Linked DNA regions of Homo sapiens: all the other regions are linked to region 1. A link is a contact called in ENCODE Hi-C or POLR2A ChIA-PET data. All regions are on one chromosome and are shown on one strand. Each heading gives the region's core, a stretch centred on a gene start or an enhancer-like site at or near the end of the contact. The rest is flanking DNA. Distances are from core to core; before and after follow the strand shown.

Evidence for each region. A loop is a pair of places that touch in the nucleus more often than their neighbours do. ChIA-PET counts read pairs that join two places held with the same protein, here RNA polymerase II (POLR2A). Pooled maps may share reads with other maps.
Region 2: a loop to region 1 is called in a pooled map, with 2.3 times the contacts of the local background. The contact joins the enhancer-like site here to the promoter of B4GALT4 in region 1. A Hi-C loop is called at or near these places in 1 of 37 single-sample maps with no recorded cell type and 12 of 50 pooled maps. POLR2A ChIA-PET finds 5 or more read pairs at or near these places in 1 of 52 experiments (activated T-cell).
Region 3: a loop to region 1 is called in a pooled map, with 9 times the contacts of the local background. The contact joins the enhancer-like site here to the promoter of B4GALT4 in region 1. A Hi-C loop is called at or near these places in 1 of 37 single-sample maps with no recorded cell type and 12 of 50 pooled maps. POLR2A ChIA-PET finds 5 or more read pairs at or near these places in 1 of 52 experiments (activated T-cell).

Annotation. Positions count from the first base shown.
Region 1 is chr3:119,239,628-119,244,072 of GRCh38, forward strand. It overlaps B4GALT4 (beta-1,4-galactosyltransferase 4), which reads right to left and starts at 1,251. Exons shown (of 8, transcript NM_003778.4): 1 at 1,223-1,251. All of the region lies in intron 3 of B4GALT4-AS1 (B4GALT4 antisense RNA 1), which reads left to right. RefSeq lists silencers at 938-1,417, 2,068-2,117.
Region 2 is chr3:119,624,938-119,629,136 of GRCh38, forward strand. PLA1A (phospholipase A1 member A) reads left to right here. Exons shown (of 11, transcript NM_015900.4): 9 at 187-295; 10 at 3,764-3,928. Among named protein-coding and RNA genes, the nearest start is that of PLA1A, 29 kb to the left of the region's middle. Within about 2 kb of position 2,659, at least 15 of the 41 ENCODE cell types and tissues checked have a DNase peak (open chromatin) inside an H3K27ac peak, as active enhancers do.
Region 3 is chr3:119,642,121-119,646,252 of GRCh38, forward strand. It overlaps POPDC2 (popeye domain cAMP effector 2), which reads right to left. Exons shown (of 4, transcript NM_001369919.2): 4 at 1-441. Among named protein-coding and RNA genes, the nearest start is that of POPDC2, 16 kb to the right of the region's middle. Within about 2 kb of position 1,656, at least 2 of the 41 ENCODE cell types and tissues checked have a DNase peak (open chromatin) inside an H3K27ac peak, as active enhancers do.

The sequences.
Region 1 (4,445 bases), core at 1-2,500:
TCTATCCACTTCCCCTTAGATTATGTAGTCAAACAGTTCAATCCAGGTCAGTACTTTTTCACAACGTATGTTTTCAATCTGATCAAAGCTATAGGTAGACGAAAGTTATTGCAATTTCATGGGGTTTACAATTTCCATAAAGAACAAACCTGCTCTAGAAGACAAAATTCCAAAAACTTCTGAACTATATCCAATCAAGCATTATCTCCTCTCCCAAGAGAGACCTTCCAGCACTCCCCGCCTGGGTCTCGGGAATAGCCCTCCCTTCTGAATCCCAGTTTCTCAATCCGGACCCTGAATCCTATTCATCCTGATCTCTCCTTGATTTTCTTGCATCTTAAAGGTGTTATTTTCCTTTCTTTAAAAATTTAAAAAAAAAAAAAAAAGCCACAACTCGCCTCCACGCTCAGATTACCATTTTCTTTTTCCTCCTTTTCATCACCAAACGGCTGAGGAGGTCTACCAGTACCCTCACCACCGCCACGTCCCCATCCCTCACCCACTCTGGAACACTTTGCAACAGTGTGCACACCCACCCACTGTTGATAACTACTCTCCTAAGGCTACCAACCCATAGGCCTCTCCTCGATGCAGAGTCCTTTGGACTTTGTCTGTTTTTTTTCAAACCAAGAATTAACAGCCCTTATCTAATGGAAGACAGAACATCAAGGGATACAGATCAACAAACACTGGATGGCTGTCTCCGAAGTCTTTTATAATCCAGGTGACCAACCCCTTTGGAGAAAGGTCAAAGGTCGCCGGCCCCTCGCAGGACTGGGGCTGGTGTCAGCTGATCAGTTTCCCCGTTGAAACGCTGGAGAAGGAGGGTTTCCAGGAAGAAGGGGCTTTTTCAGGTTGATGCACCCGGCGGAGAAGTGCTGGGGGCGACCCCGGAATCGTGACCTGGGGTATGAATGAGCCCTGGATTTTTTCCTACCCGGCAGCACCTCGTCTGGCTCCCCCGGCCCGCAGCAGAGGCGGCGCCGCGCGGAACGCCAGCACCTGAGCCGGTGCCTCCCGCCAGGCTCGGCCTCCGTAGGCCCCCGGCCCGGCCCACCGCTCCGGCTGAGGCGGGACTGCCCCACGGACGCCGCCACGTCATCCCCACGCCCGCCCCGCTACAGCCCTGGGACTGACCCCGGCCGTCGCCCGGCTACCCTCGCACGGCGCCCGTGTCCAGGGAACTGCATTTCCCGGGCGCCGGCGGAGCCAGCGTACTCACCCCGGAGGCGGCCGCGGCGAGCTAGCACTGCCCGCGGAGAGGGGAGAACGCGGAAAGCAGCTCGGGGACCGCCCCAGCCGCCCGGGAGGCGGCTCTTGAGTACGAGCTCCGCCTCCCGCCTTGGCCGGAGAGGCTGGTCCGCCCGGCTCTGCACGCGCCTGGCGCTCCACCCCCGCCAAATCGACCACACCGGGCGCTGGAAGGAGCACCGGGAGGGAAACGGAGGGTTGACGCCTCGGCCTCTGGGTGGCTTTAAAACCCTGTGCCAATAGTAGACTGGGTGCTGAGCGCTTCCCAAATTCCATCCCCTTAAATACTCACAAAGCAGTAGGAAAGAGATAGGGACCCTTCCATTTTACAGAGTGGGAAACTGAGACTTTAGAGAGGCTAATAAACTTAATCACCCTGCGAGATTTCAGCCCTCTCAACTGCAAAAATGATAATAATAATAATAATATTTTTCCCATGTTGCAGGTCTGAGAATATTAAATGATTTTTTTAAATCCGTATTTCTTCAAAGATATTATTACAGAAAGCAAAGACAATTATATTTACACTAAAGATTTGAGTGAAAAATTATGGTAGGCTCTGTTTAGGCAGTCAGGATAGCTAGATTCTCTAATGCAGTCTCCCACTGCACTCACGGGAAAGTAGTAGATTCTCCAAGAACCACACATCCACTCCACCCAAAAAGGAACAAACCATAGCTAGAGCCAGTGCTGGGCTCATTAAGCTTCATAGCAGGAAATCTGAGGCTATACTGAGGCCGCATAGGCCCAATGTAGGCCCTTGGAAGCTGGAAAAGAGGGCCACCTAGTGGCAGTTGAGGATAGGTCAGTGAAATAGGTCAACACTGCTCCTGAACAAGGTCCAGTGTGAAACTTATTTTTTTGTGTTCCCTTTGTAACATGCTGTAAGGGTGTATAACCACATTTAGTGAAAAAGGACATTACTGGATTTCATCCAGTGGCGTTATACAATCAGTTACTTATACCCACATAGTCCCCAGGTCTTGAGCATATGATGCCTGGAAGCATAATATATACCTTTTGCAAGAATCACTCAGCTTTTCCCCTCCCCCTCCCCCTCTCTGTCTCCCTCCCCATCTCCCTCCCCCCTTTGCACGGTCCTCGTCTCCCCTTTGCATGGTCTCCCTCTGATGCCGAGCCGAGGCTGGACTGTACTGCCGCCATCTCGGCTCACGGCAGCCTCCCTGCCTGATTCCCCTGCCTCAGCCTGCCGAGTGCCTGGGATTGCAGGCGCGCACCGCCACACCTGACTGGTTTTCGTATTTTTTGGTGGAGACGGGGTTTCGCCGAGTTGGCCGGGCTGGTCTCCAGCTCCTGACCGCGAGTGGTCTGCCAGCCTCGGCCTCCCGAGGTGCCGGGATTGCAGACGGAGTCTCGCTCACTCAGTGCTCAATGTTGCCCAGGCTGGAGTGCAGTGGCTTGATCTCGGATCGCTACAACCTCCACCTCCCAGCCGCCTGCCTTGGCCTCCCAAAGTGCCGAGATTGCAGCCTCTGCCCTGCTGCCACGCCGTATAGGAAGTGAGGAGCGTCTCTGCCTGGCCGCCCATCATCTGGGATGTGGGGAGCCCCTCTGCCCAGCCGCCCAGTCTGGAAAGTGAGGAGCGCTTCTTCCCGGCCGCCACCCCGTCTAGGAAGTGAGGAGCGTCTCTGCCTGGCCGCCCATCATCTGGGATGTGGGGAGCGCCTCTGCCCCACCACCCCGTCTGAGAGGTGAAGAATGCCTCTGCCCGGCGGCGACCCGTCTAGGAACTGAGGAGTGTCTCTGCCCCGCCGCCACCCCGTCTGGGAGGTGAGGAGCGTCTCTGACTGGCCGCCCTGTCTGAGAAGTGAGGAGCCCCTCCGCCGGGCAGCTGCCTGGTCCGGGAGGTGGGGGGCAGCCGCCCAGCCAGCCGCCCCGCCCGGGAGGTGGGGGGGCAGCCCCCGCCTGGCCAGCCGCCCCGCCCGGCAAGTGGGGGGCAGCCCCCGCCCGGCCAGCCGCCCCGTCCGGGAGGTGGGGGGCGCCTCTGCCCAGCCGCCGCCCCGTCTGGGAGGTGGGGGCCCCTCTGCCCGGCCGCCGCCCCGTCTGGGAGGTGGGGGGCCCCTCTGCCCGGCAGCCCCGTCTGGGAAGTGAGGAGCCCCTCTGCCCGGCCACCACCCTGTCTGGGAGGTGTACCCAACAGCTCATTGAGAACGGGCCATGATGACGATGGCGGTTTTGTCCAATAGAAAAGGGGGAAATGTGGGGAAAAGAAAGAGAGATCAGATTGTTATTGTGTCTGTGTAGAAAGAAGTTGACATAGGAGACTCCATTTTGTTCTGTACTAGGAAAAATTCTTCTGCCTTGGGATGCTGTTAATCTATAACCTTACCCCCAACCCCCTGCTCTCTGAAACATGTGCTGTGTCCACTAAGGGTTAAATGGATTAAGGGCAGTGCAAGATGTGCTTTGTTAAACAGATGCTTGAAGGCAGCGTGCTCGCTAAGAGTCATCACCACTCCCTAATCTCAACTACCCAGGGACACAAACACTGCGGAAGGCGGCAGGGCCCTCTGCCTAGGAAAACCAGAGACCTTTGTTCACATGTTTATCTGCTGACCTTCCCTCCACTATTGTCCTATGACCCTGCCAAATCCCCCTCTCCGAGAAACACCCAAGAATGATCAATAAATACTAAAAAAAAAATAAATTTAAAAAAAAAAAAGAGAATGTAGGCCAACAATAAGCCACAGGATAACATCTCTGTCTGCCCAAATCACATTATGCTGAGGAAGTTTAATAATAAAGGAGAATAATAAAGGAGCCAAGCAAGTTAATCTAAAAAAAAAAAAAAAAAAGAATCACTCAGCTTTTCTATATTTGGTAGCTGGTAGGTTATTAATTGGAGAAGTTGGGTTATTGCTTTCAGTAAGTGTAGGAAAGCAAGTAGCAGTGATATCTACAAAATTAAAGATAGCTTTCCAATCTGCTTTTGAGGTTTTAGGGTGGCTTTCATTTCACAGAGAGGCATTGGCATTAATAAAATTGTTTCCTAGGGGTTTTTTTTTTGGCATCAGTCCAGAAACCCAACAGTTGCTCTAGTTTTTCTTGTTAGAGCATGAGCCTTAGCTAAAGCCATCTATAAATTATGGTCCCATGGATTTCCCAGCAGGAAATATGGAAAAAATAGAAAAAAAGATAAGATAGTCATGATAGCAGAGAAGTCTTGATCCATG
Region 2 (4,199 bases), core at 1,409-3,908, 390 kb after region 1:
TATTTTTATTATCCTCAATTTGCACTTGAGGAAACTGAGGACCTGAGATTATAGGTGATCTGCTCCTGGGCACACAGCCACTAAGAGATAGAGCCAAGATTCCCAACCACACTGCTGCTCTCTGGGGTTTTTGCCCATTGCACCTTCTGCCCTCTGGCCAGTCTCTGTTGTGCTTTGGTTTCCTAGTGCATCACAGCCTCGTGGAGTTTCACTTGAAGGAACTGAGAAACAAGGACACCAACATCGAGGTTACCTTCCTTAGCAGTAACATCACCTCTTCATCTAAGATCACCATGTACGTAAGTGTCCCACCTGGTTGACTCCTCCCCTTAGGAGTTGGTTACTTTTTCATTTTACACACATGGACATCCCAGGTCAGGGACTGTGTGATTGCTGATGCATGGGCCCAGCCGGCTTGGCTGGGGGCAGCACCTACTATAGATCCAGCCACAGACACATGCTGAGGAGCTGTTCAGTAGTGGGTCCAAGTATAGCAGATTCAGATGAGAGTAGGCAGGGCAAGCAGGCAGCAGGGATGGCATGTCCCAACAGATGGAGAGGACATAGGAATCAGGTCCCTGAGAGGAAACAGTACTCTGGAATCCAGACAGTGCGGGTATCAGGGATGTCAGTAGGGAGGAGGGCCTCAGTCACCAGCCCAGGAAGGGCTAGCCAGAGCCTGGAGAGCACCCACTCCTGGGAAAGGAGAGCAGTTCTGGGTCAGTTACCAGAATGGAATCTGAGGCACAGGGTCAGTCAGCAACGGAGTGCGAGCTGAGGGCCAGACTAGCGGCCAGGAGGGCTTGGTGCTGGGTGATTCCTGAAACTGGGGGTAGTCATTCCCTTCCTTTGTTGGGGCAGACTTGGGCTTGGGGGCTGGTGGGACTACGCTTGAAGTGAGAGGGCAAGGAACCCCAACTGTAGGGAGCCACAGCCTGCAGGGGATAGGAAGTCAGCAGCCATGGTGCATGCTTCTTTAAAAAGCAACCGGTTAGTTATTCACAAGCCAGCGGGAGACAGATTGTCAGATAATGTCACTGTCTCAGTGAGAGTCCGGTCAGGAAAACAGAGGAGGTCCAAGAGAAGGAATTTAGCACAGTGAACTCATTACAAGTGTGTTGGATGAGCTGGAAAACAGAGATGGGGACACAATGCAGAGATTAATCACAACAGGAGCCAATACAACCCTAGGCTAGAGGGACAAAGCAGGAGTGGAGTTGGCAAAGCTGGGTCCACAGGGAAGGCTGCTTGGCAGGAGCTGAACCCATGGGAAGTGCGGCCCCTCTGGAACCCCTGCCCAAAGCAGCCACCCACCTGAGCATGCTTCCACTGGGTTAGACCTCACTGGAACCTGTTGGTGGGGGAACCTGCAGGGGAATAGATCAGTCCAGAGCAAACAGGGAAATGACCAGTGCACACACACTTAAATGAGTGAGCAATGCCCTGAGAGTGACAGCATAGAAGACAGAGTCTGACTGAGTCCAAGGAAATGATGAGCAGGCTTTCCAGGAGCTACCCAGGCCAGGCTTAGAGAGAATGTGACACCTCTGGTGTGTCTGGAGCACAGATTTGGGGTTGTGGGGATGCTGTGAGGCTGGAGAGGCAAGTCAGAGCCAGACCCTGCCAGGCCTTGAAGGACAGGTTTTTATCCTGAGAGTAGTTTGGAGAGCCACTGGGAGTTTTAAACAGGACAGTGATGAGATCAGATGTGAGTTTGGAGATATTTCTCGGGTTGGGATGTTGGACATGAACTCTGCTGTGAGGCACTACAAGTTTCTGCTGGAAGGAGTGCATTTCACTCCCAAAACCGTGGCCACTAGCTGGTGTTCCTTCTGGCTCACCCAAAGTCACACAGCTAGGTACAGCCATCAGGATTCCAGCACAGGCCTGCAGGTGCCCACAGAGCCTTGCAGATTGTGGCTGGATATCAGTAAGCCAAGTACCTTTCATTAGACCCGCTCAAGGTTGTGCTACTTCTAGAAGGGTGTTTTCATCATCTTCTAGCCCATTGGTAGGTCCAGCAACACTGGCAGGAGTCATGAAAATGACCCACAACCCTGACTGCACGTTAGAATCACCTGGAGAGCTTTAAAAAATACTGACGCCAAGCCCCCCAACCCAGACCAATCACATCAGGGTCTCTGGGCATAGGCTCCACAGCTACATTTTAAAAGCTCCCCGAGTAATTCCAGTCAACATCCACAGATTAGCGCTTCCTCCTCCATGAAGAGGTTCACATAACTCTTTTGAAGAAGGCACCAGAACATGATTCACTTCTTGCAGATCAGAAATTGGGGGAAAAACGGGGAGGTTATGTGTGGTCTTTTTCCAAATTTCTATAGCTTTATGCGACGCTAAGATTTCCTTCTAATTGGAGAATTAACCTGGGCCAACTCCCCAAACCACTCACTTAAAAGATTTTTCATATTCCTTGTATTTTACAAACTCTTCAGTCTAAGCTTAAAGGAAACAATCTTATTTATTCCCTCTGTAATATTTCAAAAGACTTGTGAATTTAAAAAAAGAGGGAATGGTTTTTAAACAAAATTATACATGATCTTCCCTCAGAAGGAAAAAACAAGTGATATGACTAACACTGGACTAAAAAGAACACAAAGAGGCCCTATCACCACTCTGCGAAGGCCAGAAAGGAACAGGAAACCCAGTTGGCAAGGGTGGTTCCCCACACCACCCCTGCCCCCGCCGAGAGGAACGCAGCGCCCTCCTTCTTTCCTCTTTTTCAGAGTCCCACTTGGATTCCAGGGAGGATCACAAAGGGCCCCACAAGTCAAATTCCTTCCCTAGCTGGGTGGTGCAGCTCTGCTGGGCGCCCTCCTTGATCCCCCACTCACCACCCTCAGGATCTGCTGGCTGGGCTGTGCCTTGCACTCAGCGTGAAGACTTTCCTCATTGAATCTCACGATTTTTTGCTTTTGTCTCCAGTACCTAGTACCTAGGGGGTACCACAGCCCTTTTGGAAGCACCCTGCTAGGTTGATCACTTCATACTCCTCCCTCATCTTTGTCTCAGTCCAAAGTGGTGCCTGAATCTTTAAACATAAAGGGAATCTGGGGGGGCAAAGCCAAGAGGCTGGGTTAAGACAGAACTGGATGCCATTTTCACTCTGAGTCTCCTCAGCTGAAGTCAGTATGAACCAAACCCTACGGTTCAAGTTCATAGCAGCATGTAGGGAAGCTGGAACTTACACCTAGTTGCTATGTGACTCCACAGCCACCTTGCCAGCTTAGGTAACTTGTCCAAAGCCATACAGCTGGGAAGACAAACCTGGGTTCCACCCAACTCTGTCTGCGCTTCATGATGTTTTCTTGTTGCTGTTTCCACCCACACATTCATACTTAGCCTAAAACAGAAAAGTCCTTACACAGAATTCTTTGAAAAGGAATGTCCTAAAAGAGGGTTTCTACTTCTGGGTAATTAGATCTGAAGGTGAAGATCTCCTCCAGCTAGGAATCCAAGAACGAGGAACAGTTTTTCCAGATATGAAAATCCAGGAGCTACTATTTTGTTGCAGTGTCCACTTGTTTATTCTAAAAAATCAACAACTACTTTCTTGGTCATATTCAAAGCTGTAGGTGTGGGCAGAGGGGCTGGTGAAGGTGACACAAAGGACTGTGGTAAGGAGCTAACCCCTTGGTGCATGACAGCCAACCAGTGCCACCAGCAGAGCCCGATCGGAGCCAAAGGGGAAGTACAGGTGGTAAGGGCTACAGTCATTTACTTTCCCTTTACCCTTTTCTTGCAGACCTAAGCAGCAACGCTATGGGAAAGGAATCATAGCCCATGCCACCCCACAATGCCAGATAAACCAAGTGAAATTCAAGTTTCAGTCTTCCAACCGAGTTTGGAAAAAAGACCGGACTACCATTATTGGGAAGTTCTGCACTGCCCTTTTGCCTGTCAATGACAGGTAAGCCCCAGTATTCACCTCTGCACCAGATGCACTCACACATCAAAGACCAGTCTTGGCATTAGATGTGCTGCCTATTGAGGTTCAATCTCATCATAGTGATTATCATCTTAGAAGCAGAGATGACAGACACCCGGTGTTTTCCAGAACCTCCTGTGGGACCATCTTGGGTTGGGGAAATTCCACTGTATTTGTTCTGCATATTTGGTTTCTATGTAAGATTTTATTAGAACAAAGTTTTCTCATTGCATATTTTCTCCTCTGTGGCCTC
Region 3 (4,132 bases), core at 406-2,905, 400 kb after region 1:
AATCAACTCATTGGATCCTCACAACAACCCTGTGAGGTGGGTTTCATAACCCCCACTGTTTACCGATGAGGCTCACAGAGGCTATGTAACTTGCCCAAGATTCTGCAGCTGGTAAAGGACGGAATCTGTGCCTCTGCACTACCAATGCCTGCTCCTGAAGGAAGGTTTGTGAGGGTGAATTTCTCAAAGTCACTTCAGGTCCTTACTGTAGCGACAGTGTTGGCACCTTCTGTGTCCTCTCTCACCTTGCCTGTGAGCCTTCCAGTGGGTGGGAAAAGAGGCATGCCTATCAGTGGCCATTCTGTGAACACAGAAGAGAGCTGCGCTGGCCACAGAGAAGATAGTCCAATGATCCTTAAAGTTCAGGCGTGTGGGTTGGAGCCAAAGGGGCCTGTCCCCTGGATATAACTTGAGAGTAGCTCTGGAGAGGAATTCTAGAAGCTGTGGAAAGAAAAAGAGGGAGGATTTTAGCACTATGTCTCTGGACAGTTTGTCTAACTTCAAAGGGTTCTTTTCAGTTTTTTTCTTTCCTTTACCAATTCCCAATGTTTTAACTGTACTCACTGCCTGACATGATAGGGGCAGGTGTACCTTCGAATCATTTCATACTAGAATATTAGGGCAAGTCAGCTTTGAAGGTATCTAGCCCAATCCTCTCCTATTGTAGAGACCAAGAGATCAACTTTTGTTGCTTCCTATGAACGTTCTATAGAACTCTACTTCTTACCTAACCCTATCTAATTTAAAGAAAAAAACCAAAAGCCTGTATTGAATAATGGTAAGTTTCATAAGACTCCTGACTTTCATTTTTACAGAAAGATGGGTAGGAAAATGAGGCCTGTAAGACAGAAGTGGAAACATGACTCAGGAGCAGCCCCAGGCTGCTGTTATCCAGAGGGCAGGTGGGGAACTGCTGCCTCTAACTTACCTGACCGACAATGGAACCTGTGGCAGGTAGAGGTGGCACGACCCTCTAGAGACCCCTGCTCTGGCCGTGCCACTTTCAAGAGCAAGTTTTCCGAGCCAGGACTCTTTCCAGTAGTTCTGTGAGAAAAGCACTGTTTGCTAGCACTGACAGCTACCAAAAACCTTACAGCTGCTTCTGAGGGGAAGAGCATGATGACAGTGTGACTCTAATCTGCCTCCTCCCAAACAGATGAAGGAGAGCAGGCTGACATGTGACTTAGCTATTCAGGGGCTAAAGAGCTAGCACATGTTTTCTTTAGGCCTCCACTTTTTGCTGTACCTTTTGTTGTCAGGGGATTCTGCCAGCTGCCACCTTCCCTGAAAAGCCAAACTGGTGGAAATAAGAGGGAAAATCATCTATCTCTGATAAAAGAAAGAGAAAGAAAGAGAGAGAGACTGCTAAACAATTGTACATACAACAGAATCTTAAAATACGCTACACATTTAACTAGTGCTTCAGAGCTTAAAAACTGCCTTTATGTATTTTATCACAATCACGCCTCACAGCAACCCGGTAAGGTAGACAGAGCCATCTTGGTCCTGTCCTGCAGATGAGGAACATGTTCTTGATGGCAGGTGAGTGGCAAGACTAGAGTCCAGATCTTAGAAACACAGAATCCTAGAGTTAGAAGTTACCCTGACACAATAATCCAAGGCATCCTTTTCCCAGAGCATGAATCACCTTATAAAATCCCTGAGATTTCTTATGGCCCCTGCTTGAACTCTTCCAGTGATGAGTAACTCTCACCACCCATGAGCAATCCAGTATCAATACTGAGCTAAAATCCTTCTTATAACTTTCAGCCTATTCAATTCAATTTCTGCCCACAAGAACTACACCAAATTAAGTCAAATTCTAATTTACATTCTTTCTAAAATTTGAAGATATTACACTTGCCCTTTTCTTGCAGATAAAACATTTTCAGTTCTTTCAACTACTTATCATGTGATTACCTAGAACCATGCCTAAAATATATAGTAAATAGTGTTTATTGAATCGTTTCTCTTGCCCTTGGTACTATGTCCTGATCCTCCTGTCGAGGGGCTCCTTCCCTTACCTCGAGTGTCCTCAATTTTGTAATCTGTTCATCATTTGCTTATTTAAATAATAGGGAGAAAAGAAACAGTATAGTTTTCAGAACAATGTGAAACAAAATAAAAATTGTCCAAATGTCAGACAGCTTTCAATTTATTTTGTGATAATGGATTCATTATTTCACTCAACAGACTACCTCGGAGCTGCATTTCTAGAAGATAAGTCCCTCATTCATTGAGCATCTCCTGTAATAAGACACAGAATGGATCCCTGTGGAGAGTGGCCATCGAATTAAACAGAAAAATTCTAGTGAAGGGAGGGATGATTTGGGGTCTGGCTGGAAGACCCTGCATGAATACATTATCCTGCAGCATAGTTTTGCCTATTAAGAGAAGCAGCACCCATTTTTTGTTCAATTTTGGGTACCACCAGACTAAAAAACATATGTCTCTTCAAAAAGGAGCTCCAGAGGAAACTCTGACTATTTTCAGTTGGTCTTAATTTGGATTGGTGTGAGAGACAAGCACTGGTGTCAATGTGATGAGGCTGTGTCATTCCTAATGATGCAGAATTCAGCCAGCTTCATGCCTCTCATATAAGTGCTGTGCCGGGATGAATAGCAATGAGCTTAACATTTTGATAACTAAAGAGCCAGGAAATAGATGGTGAATGGTGCCCTACTTTATGAAAGAAATAATAGTAAATTGCTCCCAATTAAGGGAATATGCTTATTCATTAGAGTAATAACCTTATAGCAAGTTTGATGGTAAATAAGTCAAATCAAACATTCAAAACACAATTTCAGAAAAAGAACTGAGGCTAAATTATCCCATGATCACAGACTACATTGAAAACTATCAGAAGTTTGGCTAATTTGATCATGTTTTCAAGTTGTTCTGAAAACCTCTATGGCCTGAAAAGTAAACGACATAAGTTTCCTTTCTCTCTATTGCTTAAACAAAGAAACATGAAAAACTATTCTCCCTATATTGCAAATTCCGGTATTTTAGAAAGTGAGCCTCATCAGCAGTTTTCTCATCTTGAGTTTTAGAAAAGGCTGAATTTGGAAAGAGGCATTTCATACGATAGTATGTATTAAGGGTTGAGGGCTTGGGGACTGAGTTGTGATCTCCTCTCTCATAAAATATCCGCACTGTAGGCCGGGCGCAGTGGCTCACGCCCGTAATCCCAGCACTTTGGGAGCCCGAGGCGGGCGGATCACCACGTCAGGAGATGGAGACCATCCTGGCTAACACGGTGAAACCCTGTCTCTACTAAAAATAGAAAAAATTAGCCAGGCACGGTGGCGGGCGCCTATAGTCCCAGCTACTCGGGAGGCTGAGGCAGGAGAATGGCGGTGAACCCGGGAGGCGGAGCTTGCAGTGAGCCGAGATCGCGCCACTGCGCTGCAGCCTGGGTGACAAAGCGAGACTCCGTCTCAAACAAAAAAAAAAAAAAAAAGAAAGAAAAAGAAAAGGAAAAGGAAAAAAAAATCTGCACTGTAATCACATGGTAGGTGATAGATTCTTCACAGGCATAGAATGGAGGGAACTGCTAGTTAAACAAGACCCACCACCACAAGGGCTGAGGAGAGTCCCAAGGTGCCAGAGAAATTGTAGTGAAATATCACAGAGAGTTCTTGCTGAAAGACACTCAGATGTCCTGGGGCTTGTGTCTACTGTACTGCGGACTGACTACTCCTCTTTTCTTCCTTTGAAAAACTTATCCTTGCCTTCTCAGATCAATCCAAGGGGGTTCCTGGGGACAGCTGGTCCAACACGCTCAAATGAAGAAAGTAAGGTTTAGTGAGGTATGGTTTGCAAAAAGTCACATATTTGATTAGTAGCAAAGCCAGACATAGAAGCCAGGACTTTGGACTCCCAGTCCTGGCCTCTTTCTCATTTACCATGCTGCCTGCCTCCTGATGTTTGGAAAACATTCCTAAAGCTGGGGATTTTACACCTTCACTTGAATGGTTTTCTTTATAGGCAGAGGGAAAAGTACTGATCTTTGGAAGAGTTAGGATTAAAAACTAATAAGATGGGGGTACAGGGTGTTTAGGAGGAAGAATAGATACAGCAAGGCAAAAAAGGTGGGAAAAAGAAAAAAGGAGGTAATAGGAGAGATAAA